5 separate regions of the Homo sapiens genome follow, and all the other regions are linked to region 1. A link is a contact called in ENCODE Hi-C or POLR2A ChIA-PET data. All regions are on one chromosome and are shown on one strand. Each heading gives the region's core, a stretch centred on a gene start or an enhancer-like site at or near the end of the contact. The rest is flanking DNA. Distances are from core to core; before and after follow the strand shown.

Region 1 (2,522 bases), core at 7-2,506:
TCATTCCTCAAGAAAGAGACCACAAGGCTTCAAACCGACTTCCCTACATGACAGAAACACAATCGAAGTCTCCCAATTAGCATTTAAACAGCAATAAAAGTTGTTCTCAAAAAGGAACAACATAGTTTCAACGTCGGGGCCAGCAACTGCCAGCAAGTAAAACTGGTAATGTGTCAGAATCTTCATCTAGATCGATCAGAATCCCACCACAGAAAAATCCAGACTCTGGCAATTAAGAAATGAGGCTTTTATTTTCCTAACAGAAATCGGGAGATTTAACAGACAAAGCAATTGGTTATTCTGAATCTTAACAAACCGAAGGTTTCAAACGAACTCAGCGCTGAAGTTACTCTGCAGCGACCATCAAGATCTCACAATCGTTTTCTCTTCGCTTACAAATTCGTTCCCACCCTCCACCGTTCCCTTTGCACACACAATTCTCGCCAAGAGAAGCCTTCCACAGTCACAGCATGGATTGCTGTCTCAAGCAAGGAGATCCGCAGTTCCCATTTCTCTAAGGGAACACTCAACAAGCTAGGGGATAGGAAAGGCCTTTTGTGTTTTATTTAACGTAAACCAATTCCAAAATTATCCCTTTGCAGCTGCAGGTTCAGAGATGCTAGCCCCCAGCCGCAGCCCCAATTTTGATGGGCACCCGACCCCCGACTCCTCTCTCGCAAAGGAGTGAAATGTTCGGAGGAGCGATGAAAGATTACCTGACACCCTAAAGCCATCCTTGCCCGGGCCACACACCCCTTCACTGCCCGGGTGAGGGGACGAGAACCACCCTGCTGAGGAGAGGGGGTGGGTTCGCTCCCAACCCAAGGGCTGGCTGGAAAGGAGCTGTCCTCCTCCTCGCCTCACTCGAGGACGGCGATAGCAAGTCACCCTGCCCAACCAGGACCGACCCCCGCGTGGGATACGGGGCCTGCGTCAGACCCCGGGCGCCCGCTGCCCCTTGCCAGTCCCGGGCATAAAGGGCAGAAGGCGCCGGCTCCCCTCTGCGGCCCGGGGAGGAGGAGAGGCCTCACCTGGCCCAGCCCGCTCCACGCTCTCGGGTTCGCTCCGCTGGCGACGGTAATGAGGGAGCCAGGGACAGGGCCAGAGCAGAGGCGCTCTGCCTCAGGCCGCGACAGCCGTGCTCGGGGCTCCTCACAGCTGGCGGGACCCCGAGCCGCCCGGAGCCGCCATCTTCCTCCACTCAAACGCCGCCGCCGCCGCAGCTGCTGCTGCTCAGGCCGGGAGAAGACAGCGCAGAGCGCGCATGCGCCGGGGCGGGCGCGGCGGACGCGCGCGCACTCACGTCAGCGCGGCGGGATGGCGAGGGGCGGCCAGGGGGCGGCGCAGTGTTGAGAAAGGCCGTGGTCACAGGCCGAGGTTCTGTGGAGGGTGGAATGCGCTCGGGGGAGCTAGGCCTCCGCACCCGCCTTCGCCGCGTCTCTAGCGTCGACCTGATAGCCGCACCCACCCTCCGCTGCACTGTCTGGGGCAACTGGGTGGTTTTCCCGGTGGTTTGAGACTAACATTTAGCCAGGAATTAACTCACTTCTACCCCGAGGGCCCGATGAGCAGAGAGGGCTGTGGCGGATGTGAGTGCTCTTGGATATCGCCAAGGGGAGGGAAACTGTGCTTGAGGTGTGCAGGAGAAGTCTTCCCTTAACCGTAGCCTCGTAGCAACCACTGTGAGTTCTTACTAGCTCCACTTTTCAGATGAGGAAACTGAGGCACAGAAAACGATCACTTATTTGCCCGGAGTCACACACCTATCAGTGGAGGTGGGGCGGCGCGGGAAAGAGGATTTAAACTCAGGCTTGTCTGGTTCCCAAGCTCCTTTACTTCCTACTAGCTAGGTTATAGGATCCAGCAAAGTCCCCCTTCTCAAGGGAGCAACCTGGTGTGTAGGTGAGAACCTTCATGAGCCCAGCCCTACAGCATGTGGTCTAAGGAAATGCCAGATACAGAGTCAAAGGCTTCAGTCTAAACTCTGTAAGCCAAAAAAACAAAACAAAACAAAACAAAAAACTAAGCCCCCACCCCCCCCCCAACACCAAACCATCTGAACGGACTTCCTCCTAGGCCAGGGCAGTCTAAAATGTAACCAACCTGAGAGACTGGTTCAGGCCATGACGGGAAGCAGGACATGAGACATGCCTCATTACATCCTTCAGCATTGACATCAACACAACAGACCTTAAGACTGGTAAGAAACATTTACAATCTGTTCTCTCTGGAGCCCACCTGCCACTTGGAGGCTTCACGTGCGTGATAAAACTTTGGTGTCCACAATCCCTTATCATAACCCAGACATTCATTTCTATTGATAATAACTTTTTTTTTTTTGAGACAGGGTCTAACTCTGTTGCCCAGGCTGGAGTCCAGTGATGAGTTCTTGGTTCGCTGCAACCTCTGTCTTTCAGGCTCAAGCTATCCTCCTACCTTAGCCTCCTGAGTAACTGGGACTACAGGCGGGCACCACCATGCCTGGCTAATTTTTCCATTTTTTTTGTAGACACAGGGTTTCG
Region 2 (2,522 bases), core at 14-2,513, 830 kb before region 1:
AAATCTAGTCCTGTAAACTCCCATCGTTCTGAACGGTTCATTTTCACATTTCAAAAATAATCGTTTCTGTTTACTGAGCATTTGCTAAGTCCCAGGCATCGTGCTAGCCACTTTTCATGCTTATTTCACTTATCCTTAACTACAATCCTGCCAGGAAAGTATTCCCACCCCCCGCCGGTTTTACAGATGTAGACCCTAGGGTTCAGGGAAACGAATGTTTAAGGTCACTTGGGTACTAAGTGGCCGAGGCAGGCAGGATTGAAACCCGAACCTGACTCTGTAAGCCACACTCTTAAGAATCCACCTTAGAATATAATCTCTTGAGCACCAAAACCTCAGCCCCATTCGTTCACTTCTACGAATATTTATTGAGCCTGTAGTCAAACACTAAGAACATGAAGGTGAACAAAACAAAATCCCTGCTTTTAGAGTTTACATTCCAGTGGAAGGATCAGGTGATAAACTATATCAATAAATAAGACATACTATGTTAGATAGTGATAAATGCAAAGAGAAAAAAATAAAAACAAGACAGGGAGATATGAAAGCTCTTTATATCCGCAAGGGATCTATCTCATTGGCTCAAAGAAAGTTTCCTTCACTTACCTGTGCCTTATCCCTCTCTCCACCCCCACCGCCCTTTCCCCGTGCTTAAGGCACAGACTGGTACATTCTTGGGTGGAGCTCGGTTTTCGGTAAACGGGATTAAAAGTCCTGGATTCTCTCAAAAAAAAAAAAGATAAGTAAACAAAAATAAAAGGAATGCTGGATTCTAGGCCTTGGGCAAATCTCTGCCCCTCTCTGGACCTCGGTCTCCCTATCAATATTGCAGGAGTTGGAGAGTTAAAGAATCCCTAAGGTCACTTCCAATCTGACGCTCTAAGGTTCTACGAATAGGGTTAAAGAGAATAGGGACCAGAGAGTGCGTCCCCATCCTAGCAACTGTTGCTAGACGAGGGCCATCTCCCGGTAGGAGCGGAAACACCTTCCTGGATCGAGGAGGTCCTTCTGGTATCCCATCATGCATAGCGACTTCGCCTCGCTAGGAGGCACGTTTTGGCCTCTTTGGTCACGATCAGCCTTTTGGCTGCAACCAAAGAGCGCGCCTCGTTTCTATAGCAACCACCCCAGGTCCACGCCTAGACGGCGAGTGGCAAGGGTCAAAATAGATTCGCCCAGTAGACGCCCTCGACCTGTTCGGTCCTCGCCTTCAGTGCGATAGACCTTTAAGCGTCACGTGACTCCCCTCGGGCTTGTCCCCTCCTCTTTCCCCTCCCCAGGCCCAGGCGAGCGCTGGTGTGGACGGGAAGCTCCCGGCCCGGCGAACTAACTGGAGCACGGAGCTGCAGCCGGTTGGGCCGGTGTACTTTCCCGGTAACTCCTTCCCGGCGTGACGCGCGGAACCGCGGACGCGGCGGGGCCAGGCCGACTCAGGGATTTCCCCTCAGTTCCTTCTCGTTTCCAGTCACTGCTGGCCCCGGGGGGAGCCGGGAGCCAACAGGGCCGGGCCCTGGGCTCTCGGAGGGCGGCGGGGGAGGGGGCTGTCTCCTGCAGGGTTGCGACCTCCGGCAGGAGCGCGAGGCGGGGCTTAGACCTGGAGCTTGTCTCTGGGAGCTTCTTCCTGGTCCTGGATATGCTGCCCAGAGAGCTGGCAGCCTACCTGTTGGGCAGGTGTTTGCTGCTCCGAGGTCGGCGCCGTCTATCTCGCATGTCAGCTAAAGAACTTCCCAGACCACCGCCACTTCGGCCCTCTAGCTGGAAGGAACTGACATGGTTAAATAAGGCAGCGATCGTACTGCATGGTAGAAATAATAGCACTAACGACCATTTGTTGACTGTTGACTCTGGGCTCAGTAAACCCTTTACATGCATTTAGTCCCCACATGATGATCCTTCAAGGTGGTAGTATTCATTCCCATTTTATGAATAAGGACGCTGATGCTTAGTAAGTTTAAATAATTTGCCCAAGGTAATAAAGTAGTGGAGAATAGATCCTAGTCTTCAACCCATATGCTTAACCAGTAGCTACATTGCCTTCACGTGTTTTCTAGGATATAATAGGTTGCCTTAACAAAGAAGAAACTGGTTTGTTTTAGGATTTTATTCAGCACGTATGCAATTTTAAACGTTGGTCATCAGATTAGTCAATTTTGTGAGGACTCCCAGGCGGCATTAAACTTGCACTTACGGAAATCCACCACTGTTATAGCTTTGCCCTTCTTCAGTAAGGTGTCACAGAAGACACTTGAACCTTAAAACTGTATTAACTTGTGAGAAATCAAGATAAATGTGTTCCTTGAAAAAAAACATTGTAGGGTATAACAGCAATCATAATTGTGGAGTATAAATATCTGCAGTTCCAGCACTACCCTGTTCATTAACCAGCCAGGATTATTTCCAAAATTCACAATGAATTAAGTCACTGTACTCACCAGAGATGGAGCTTGAAACTTTTAAAGACCACGCCTGCTATTTGGTCTTTGCCGTTAATTCTTCTTCACATGTAAAACTAAATTTTTTCT
Region 3 (2,522 bases), core at 12-2,511, 700 kb after region 1:
GTACTGTGTTATGCAGCCATAGCAGGCACTTAAGATGAAAGATGTCCTCATTTAAGTGCAAGAGAGGAAGAGGAACTAAAATTTCTTGGACACCAACCATGTCCCAAGATCTATGCTAAGGAGTTTTTCTGGTACCATGTTAAAAAACTGCCTCAGGTCTGCTTCTTGGGAATGTGATATTTTGAGCAAGCCAAAAATTTTCTTTCTGGGGGCCTCAAGTTTTCAAAGCTCCAAAAAGGAGGGTAAGGATTCTTGCTTGCCCACCTTAAAGGGGTTGTTGAGAATCCCAGAAGAGGAACAGACTTAGAAAGGATTTGCAAATCCTTAGTCCCTTATGTATACAAAAGCAATTTCCCTTCCCCTTCTAAATGTTCCCACTTAGAAGGCAGGTCAGAAATGTGTTGTTTCTTGGCCATACAAGGGGCGTGGGAAAATCTGTTACTGCACACGGCATAGTAATAAACAAGAACAGCGCCAAGCCCTCTACCTGTCATTCCATGTCAACTCTATGAGGTCCGTATTATTATATGACCTTTAGAGTCAGAAACACTGAGAGGATACTAGTGAAACTGTGGTGACACTGCTTTAAGGAACCCAGTCTTTCCTGCAACCCCCACCACCCACCTCCGGGATCCTTCGAGGTAGGGGGCTGGGTGCATTTCCCTCCATCTCTCCCTTCCCCTGCCCTGTCCCCAACAATTCACATGTCCTTTCCTCACCCATCCCGGTCCTCAACCTCGCACCCTTGAGGAATTACCTCGCTTCCCAATTCCCATCCTTCACACCCCGCAGGTCTCCCTTTTCTACAGAGGCGATAGTTTGGTGGCAGAAAAAGGGCTTGGAACTCCAATGTCTGGATTCAAATTCTGGTTCCAGCAGTCATTCGCTTGCCATGTGACCTTGAGCAATTCAAGTCCCCTTTCTGAACGTCCCCCCCCCCCGCACCCTTAGCTGTAAAAAATTGCCCGTGCCCTAACTCACAAGCTGCTGCGAGGCGCAGAAAGATAACTTGACAGGGATGCTCGAAGCCAAACCAAAGCACTGCACCAGGGGGAGGAGGTCCTCCATCTCCCTGAGGCCTTGCCCTATGCTTCCTCAGTCTCTCCGCAGCCCCATCAGCTCCAGGCAGTCTCTGTGGCTTTCCTGACTTTTCCCTCTCTGAGGCTCCAGGACTCACCTGCAGGCAGGCTCCGCCAAGGGTTGTGGCCGGCAACCGGCGCCTCAAGGAGAGGGCGACCACCGCCGCCATCTTGGCTCCTGACGTCAGCCCCACCCCTTAACCCCGAGGTCGCTCTCCGCCGGTGTCCCGTCGAACATCGCGGCGCCCAGCCTACATCCACTGAGGACCCACTAGCCGCGTACGAGCAACCAAGTGGGAGGCGGCTTCCGGTTTCCCGGGTGGGCGGAGGGAAGGCGGGGCAAGCACAGCGAGCGTGCGCAATAGCGCAGTAGCGGCGCATGCCCATTTGGCTTCCCCCGTGACCTTCTCAGAAAGGGGAGGAGTCTGAGAGGCAGGGCGACTTTCAGGGGGTGGGGCTAAGACTTAGATGGGGCGGAGCCATCCTATCCGGGTCCCTGCCCCGATTTCAACCTCTTTATTCCTGGAATTTTTGTTTGTTTGTTTGAGATGGAGTCTCGCACTGTTTCCCGGGCTGGAGTGCAATGGCGCGATCTTGGCTCACTGCAACCTCCGCCTCCCGGGTTCACGCGATTCTCCTGCCTCAGCCTCCCGAGTAGCTGGGATTACAGGCGCACACCATCACACCCGGCTAATTTTTTGTATTTTTAGTAGAGACGGGGTTTCATCATCTTGGCCAGACTGGTCTTGAACTCCTGACCTCGTGATCCGCCCACCTTGGCCTCCCAAAGTGCTGGAATTACAGGCATGAGCCACTGCGCCCGGCCAATTTTTTTTTTTTTTTTCAGACAGGGTCTCACTCTGTTGCCCAGGCCGGTGTGCAGTCTTGGCTCACTGCAGCCTCGACTTCCCAGGCTCAAGCGATCCTCCCACCTCCAGAGTAGCTGGGACTACAGGCGTGTGAGCCACCATACCCGGGTAGTTTTTTTTTTTTTCTTTTTTTTGAGATGGAGTATCGCTCTGTCTCCCAGGCTGGAGTGCAGTGGCGCGATCTCGGCTGACTGCAACCTCCGCCTCCCGGGTTCAAGCAATTCCCTGCCTCAGCCTCCCGAGTAGCTGGGATTATAGGCGTCCGCCATCATGCCCGGCTAATTTTTTTGTGTTTTTAGTAGAGATGGGGTTTCACCATCTTGGCCAGGCTGGTCTTGAACTCCTGACCTCGTGAGCCACCCACCTCGGCCTCCCAAAGTACTGGAATTACAGGCATGAGCCACCGCGCCCGGCCACCCGGATAATTTTTTTAAAAAATTATTTGTAGAGATGGAGTCTGGCTATGTTGCCCAGGCTGGGCTCAAGCAATCATCCTGCTCCAACTTCCCAAAGTGCTGGGATTACAGGCGTGAGCCACCACACCTAGCCTCCCTAAGAATTTGTCAGTCTTATT
Region 4 (2,522 bases), core at 8-2,507, 670 kb before region 1:
GATAAGGATAAGGAGTGGGAATGGGGCATTGGGGCTGAAGGTGAGGAGGGTGTGTTTTGGGGGTGGGGAGGAACACCAGGGACCTCAAATGTAGGACTGGGCCTTGAGGGTGAGGCACTGAGGAGGGGAGGCTGTGGAGGGCCAGGGGGCCCAGGGAGGGTCTAGGGCTGGGGACTGGAGTCTAGGCTGACCCGGTGGGGGTGCTGGGTCCTCCAGGCTGCGAAAGCCAGGGGGCCTGGGTCTGCACATTGAGGGGGTGGCTGGGCTAAGGAAGGGGAGGAAGATAAGTGGGGCTTGCAGGCTAAGAGGGTCTTGGGGTCCCTGGCCAGAGTTAGTGGGGTGCACTGGGGTCTCCAAGGAGGGGTCTGTGGACTAAAGAGGGCCGGCGGGAGGGGGCCCAGGGTCTGTGGGTGTCTCGAGTCTCTGAGGAGGGCCGGGGTCTCAGGGTCTGTGGGGGTCTCTGGCCTGTGGGGTCGGAGTCTCCAGAGTCCTTGGGGCCTGTGGGAGTCTCTGGGGTTTTGTGGGGGGATCCTGTGGGCTGAGGAGGGCTGTGGGGAGGGTCTCAGGGTCTCTGGGGAGGGCCAGTGCCTCGGGGTCTTTGGGGGTCTCTGAGGAGGGCTGGGGGCCCAGGGTCTGTGGGGGTCCCCAGCAGGTGGGGTTGGGGTCTCCGGAGTCCCTGGAGTCTGAGGGTGTCTCTGAGGTCCCAGGGGGGAGTCTATGGCCTGAGGGCTGAGGGGGAGGGTCTCCAGGGTCTCTGAGGAGGGCCGGTGTCCCGGGCAGGCGGGGTCGGGGTCTCCGGAGTTCCTGGGGTCTGAGGGTGTCTCTGGGGTCCCTGAGGGAATCTGTGGGCTGACGAGGCCTGGGGGAGGGTCTCCGAGGAGGGCCGGGGTCCCAGGGTCTGTGGGGGTCTCTGGCAGGCGGGGTCGGGGTGTCCGGAGTCCCTGGGGTCTGAGGGTGTCTCTGGGGTCCCTGAAGGAATCTGTGGGCTGAGGAGGGCTTGGGGAGGGTCTCTGAGGAGCCCCGAGGTCCCCGGCAGGCGGGGTCGAGGTCTCTGGCGTCCCTGGGGTCTGAGGGTGTCTCTGGGGTGCCGGGGAGAGTCTGTGACTTGAGGAGGGCTGGGGGCGGGTCTCGGGGTCTCTGGGGAGGGCCGCGGCCAAGGGTCTGTGCGGGTCTCCGGGTCCCCGGAGTCCCCAGGCGCAGGCGGGCCCTGGCGCCGCCCCGCCTGACATCAGTTCCTGCCGCCGCCGCCGCCGCGGCGCACAGCCCGCGGCCTCCTTCCCCGCCGGCCGCGCTCCGGAGCCTCCGGGCCGCGGTGGAGCGAGGGCCCAGGCGAGGCGAGGGCCGGGCGGCGGGCGCCGGGCCCCGCGGCCGGCACGACGGAGCCCCCGTACGGCCGGCGGCAGCGGTTGGCGGCGGCCCCCGGCCCCCGGCGCGGGAAGCGGCGGCGGGGCGGCGGCGGCGGTGGCGGTGGCGGTGGCGGCGACGGTGGCAGCGCCATGGAGCCGGGGGAGGTGAAGGACCGGATCCTGGAGAACATCTCGCTGTCGGTGAAGAAGGTGAGCGCGGCCTCCCTCCCGGCCGGGGCCCCTTCCTCGCCGCGCCCCCCACGCCCTCCGGCGGCGCTCTCCCGGGCCGGGGCCCCCCGCCCTTCCCCTCCGCGACCCGGGGGGCGACGAGCGGCCGGGAGCCCCGGGCCGGTAGAGGGGAAGCGGCGCCGCTCACGTGAGCGCCGCGGCCTCGGAGCTATTTTTAAAGAACAAAGTTGAGGTCAGCATCCTCGGAGCTTCCCCAAACCTGGCCCGGGGCCCTGCCCTCCCGGAGAGGGGTCAGCGACCCTCCGGTCCCCCACTGGGGCAGCGGCGCCCCCGGGAGCTCCTGAAGGAACCCCATGCAGCCTCCTGTGGAATCCGCTGCATCCCCGGGTCCCCCCGCCAGGCTGGCGTCGCCCAGGGTCTGGCAGTCAGGGTGGAGGCCAGTGATAAGCAACTTCACTTTCCCATGGCCTGGGTCCCGGCGACATTGCCTCTGCTCCTGGGAAGTCCCCTGAATAATCTTGCTCAAGGATGGTAGCTTTGAAGAGGTTCACTAGGGGCTTTGATTATAAGAACCTGAAGTACATGGGGATTGCATTTTGGATGCTGATCCGGGGAACCGGGTGACACCACAGACACCTTGCTGTGGGGCTTGCCGCAGTAAACATCACTGTCCCAATTCCAGGTAGAAATGAGTACATACCTGTCAAGGGCATGTATTTGTGATGAAGTTGGCATATCCGCAAAAGGGTCCGTGCTAGAAGGTAGAATCCATATTCTGACGTTTTTGGGCTGGATATAAAAATAATAATAATAAATTTAAAAGAATCCATATTCACTGAAAACCTAAATGGCCAAATCAGAATGGATTTTTCTCTCTCTCTCCCTCTCTGTGTGTGTGTTTGTGTAATTTGAATTCCTGGCTCACCAGATAGTCTCAGAAACTGAAAAAAAAAAAAAAAAAAAGAAAGAAAGAAAGAAAAAAGAGAA
Region 5 (2,522 bases), core at 9-2,508, 660 kb after region 1:
CAGAGGAGTAGATTGACAAGCACAAAGTCACACAGCTATGAGGGGCCAAGACTGGACTTGAACCTCGTCTGAGGTCACAGCTCGGGGCAGTGTCACCAGCACTGTGGATCAGAGGGGCTAGAGCCATTTGGGACCTCTTATTTCCTGCGGAAGCCTTGGCTTCCTGCTGGTGACCTGGCAGCGGCCCAGGGCGGCTGCCTCCTCCCTGGCTGTGGTTCCCGGCGGCGGGGAGCTCCTGTCTTCTGCCAGGCTGAGGCGGGAGTGTGTGTGAACCATCTTCCCATCTTTGGATCTGGATTCTAGGGGCTGTCTTTCCTCATTCCTTCCCCTCCCTCGCCGGGGGGTGCACTCTAGGCTGTGGGGCTGGGGGCTGAGTGACAGACACTGAGATGAGACCTTTCTGGATAGGGGAGGAGGACTGGCCCCATTCCCGGCAGGTGGGATTTAAATTAGACCCTGGAGGAGTGGGCGTAGGACATCTGGCCAGGGATGGGTTGCATGGAGGGTGTGGCCCTTGGCCCTGGGTGTGACGGGTTTTCTCTGGGGTCTGAGGCAGGAGGTCAGGAGTGGCGCTGTGGCCCAGGACATCTACCCAGGAAATGGAGTCCCGACTCCCCCAACGCCATTCATTCATTCATTCAGCCCAGAGGGGTTGCCCAGAGGCCCGAGGATGCAGCCGTCTCCCCCACCTGGACATCCGTCACTCGGGGTGGGATCCGATTAAGTGGGCGTGGGGTGGCCTCCCCGTCCCCGCACGGCCCCAGGACCCTCTTGCACAAGCGCCCGGCTTCCAATCCCGCGGCTGAGGGGTGCAGGGGAGGGGAGGGACCGGCTGCGAGCGGCGGCGCCATCCCCAGCCCCGGCGTCTCTGGGAAGAAACCGGGGCCGAGTCCCCGTCAAAAGGGAGGGGACGGGCCAGGATCCCCAACCAGGTCCCGCTTCCTGGGCTCGCGACCCCGCGGTGGGGGGCGTCGCCTCCCCTCTCCCTCCAAGGGGTGACGACAACTGGCGGGCCGGGGACCGCGCCGGGCTCGGGGCCGACCCGGACTCCGCACTCACCTGCGCTCATGCCGGCTCCTCGCGCTCATCGCCGGCCCCGGCGCTGCGGCCCTCGGCCTGGGCCCCGGCGTGCGCAAGGCCCTGGGCGGGGGCGCGGTCCGGACGGCCCGGGGCGAGGGGCGCTGGGCTAGCGCGGGGCTGGAGCAGGGCTGACGCGGGCGGGGCACCTGGGCCACCAGGCTCGGCGCGGCTCCGACACTGCCGCAGTCCCTCCGTGCGCGCCGCAAGCCCCGCCCGGCCCTCTGCGGCCCTCGCAGCGCCCGCGCCGGGGCTGCCGGGACTTGTAGTCCCCGCCTGCTCCTCCGCACACACCGGGGGCGGGGCGACCGGAGACACACACCTCACGGAGGTAGCCCCCGCCAGCACGTCCCAGTGGTTAGGGACTGTGCGTGCTGGTCCAGCTCTCCATGTCTTCCAGGCCGCGCGACCGTGAGCAAGTCACTGATCCTCTCTGGCCCTCTTTTCCCAACCTGTAGGATAGCAATGCCTGCTTCACAGAGAACTGCTGCGAGGATCACACAAGAAAATGCTTGTCAACTGGGCGTGGTGGCGCATGCCTGTAATCCCAGCTACTCGGAGACTAAGCCAGGAGAATCGCTTGAACCCAGGAGGCGGAGGTTGCTGTGAGCCGGGATCATGCCATTGCACTCCAGCATGGGCAAAAAGAGCGAAACTCTGTCTCAAAAAAAAAAAAAAAAGAAAATGCGTATCAAGCACTTGAGACAGTGCCTGGCGCTGCTTGATGAATGCAAAGAAGGAAGACACACCTGCCCAGAGATTCACAGGGTCAGATGTGGGCCCACAGAGACCCAGGGAGAGTCTGCCATGATGCACTGGAGGCCTTGAAATGCCAGAGAAAGAGAAGCCTCACAGCGTGACCTGCAGACACACCTGCACTGGGGGGATTCATGAAGACCCCTGAAAGGCACCAGAGATGTCTTACCTGCGTGCAGCATTTATCCTGCTACCCCATAGTGACCGGCACAGGCATAGTGTTCCCTGTCTCCAGGACCTCTGGACAGAGGAGCTCCAAAGGGGAGAGTGGATCTGTGAGATCCTAGGGCAAACAAGGGAAGGTTCACGTTAGGGCCAAGGATAGACGTGGGCAGGATCACTGGTCATTTGTCCAGTATGAATTTATGGAGTGCCAGCACCACTGTGGGAGCCAGGAACGTGAGAGTGAACAAAACAGAGATGCCCCTGTCCCTGCGGAGACTGCTGTCTACTGGGAAGTAGCCCTAGTCAAGGAAAGGAAAACTCCAACGATCCCTATTGTGGAAGGGGCTGGAAGGAGACACAGCTGTGATGGTGGTGAGGGTGTGGGTAGGGGATAGACCCCAGGAGGGAAAGCAGCACCTGATTCATAGCAAGATCCCAGTGAACATTTGGTACAGGAACACACGTTGGCAGGACTTGCTGGTGGATAGGATGTGGGGGTGCAGGAATGTGTGGAATTCAAGATG

Evidence for each region. Hi-C counts contacts between places; a loop is a spot of excess contacts on that map. ChIA-PET counts read pairs that join two places held with the same protein, here RNA polymerase II (POLR2A). Pooled maps may share reads with other maps.
Region 2: a map of CD8-positive, alpha-beta T cell shows a loop between it and region 1 (12-fold over the local background). The contact joins the promoter of DNAJC16 here to the promoter of FBXO42 in region 1. A Hi-C loop is called at or near these places in 11 of 168 maps with a recorded cell type or tissue (CD14-positive monocyte, CD4-positive, alpha-beta T cell, CD8-positive, alpha-beta T cell and 6 more), 23 of 37 single-sample maps with no recorded cell type and 30 of 50 pooled maps.
Region 3: a map of CD8-positive, alpha-beta T cell shows a loop between it and region 1 (15-fold over the local background). The contact joins the promoter of SDHB here to the promoter of FBXO42 in region 1. A Hi-C loop is called at or near these places in 4 of 168 maps with a recorded cell type or tissue (CD4-positive, alpha-beta memory T cell, CD8-positive, alpha-beta T cell, naive thymus-derived CD4-positive, alpha-beta T cell and 1 more), 1 of 37 single-sample maps with no recorded cell type and 15 of 50 pooled maps.
Region 4: a loop to region 1 is called in a pooled map, with 3 times the contacts of the local background. The contact joins the promoter of PLEKHM2 here to the promoter of FBXO42 in region 1. A Hi-C loop is called at or near these places in 2 of 37 single-sample maps with no recorded cell type and 8 of 50 pooled maps. POLR2A ChIA-PET finds 5 or more read pairs at or near these places in 2 of 52 experiments (T-cell and activated B cell).
Region 5: a loop to region 1 is called in a pooled map, with 4 times the contacts of the local background. The contact joins the promoter of ATP13A2 here to the promoter of FBXO42 in region 1. A Hi-C loop is called at or near these places in 1 of 168 maps with a recorded cell type or tissue (naive thymus-derived CD4-positive, alpha-beta T cell) and 7 of 50 pooled maps. POLR2A ChIA-PET finds 5 or more read pairs at or near these places in 1 of 52 experiments (activated B cell).

The regions. Positions count from the first base shown.
Region 1 is chr1:16,351,224-16,353,745 of GRCh38, forward strand. It overlaps FBXO42 (F-box protein 42), which reads right to left and starts at 1,257. Exons shown (of 10, transcript NM_018994.3): 1 at 1,032-1,257. RefSeq lists an enhancer at 522-1,296.
Region 2 is chr1:15,525,585-15,528,106 of GRCh38, forward strand. DNAJC16 (DnaJ heat shock protein family (Hsp40) member C16) reads left to right here and starts at 1,264. Exons shown (of 15, transcript NM_015291.4): 1 at 1,264-1,374. RefSeq lists enhancers at 920-1,423, 939-1,038 and silencers at 1,149-1,288, 1,410-1,704, 1,629-1,728.
Region 3 is chr1:17,052,771-17,055,292 of GRCh38, forward strand. It overlaps SDHB (succinate dehydrogenase complex iron sulfur subunit B), which reads right to left and starts at 1,262. Exons shown (of 8, transcript NM_003000.3): 1 at 1,178-1,262. The coding sequence starts at 1,249. RefSeq lists enhancers at 1,142-1,201, 1,752-1,801.
Region 4 is chr1:15,683,063-15,685,584 of GRCh38, forward strand. PLEKHM2 (pleckstrin homology and RUN domain containing M2) reads left to right here and starts at 1,258. Exons shown (of 20, transcript NM_015164.4): 1 at 1,258-1,556. The coding sequence starts at 1,497. RefSeq lists silencers at 1,112-1,191, 1,282-1,361, 1,882-1,951 and an enhancer at 2,182-2,241.
Region 5 is chr1:17,010,670-17,013,191 of GRCh38, forward strand. ATP13A2 (ATPase cation transporting 13A2) reads right to left here and starts at 1,259. Exons shown (of 29, transcript NM_022089.4): 1 at 1,060-1,259. The coding sequence starts at 1,069. RefSeq lists an enhancer at 354-403 and a silencer at 894-1,423.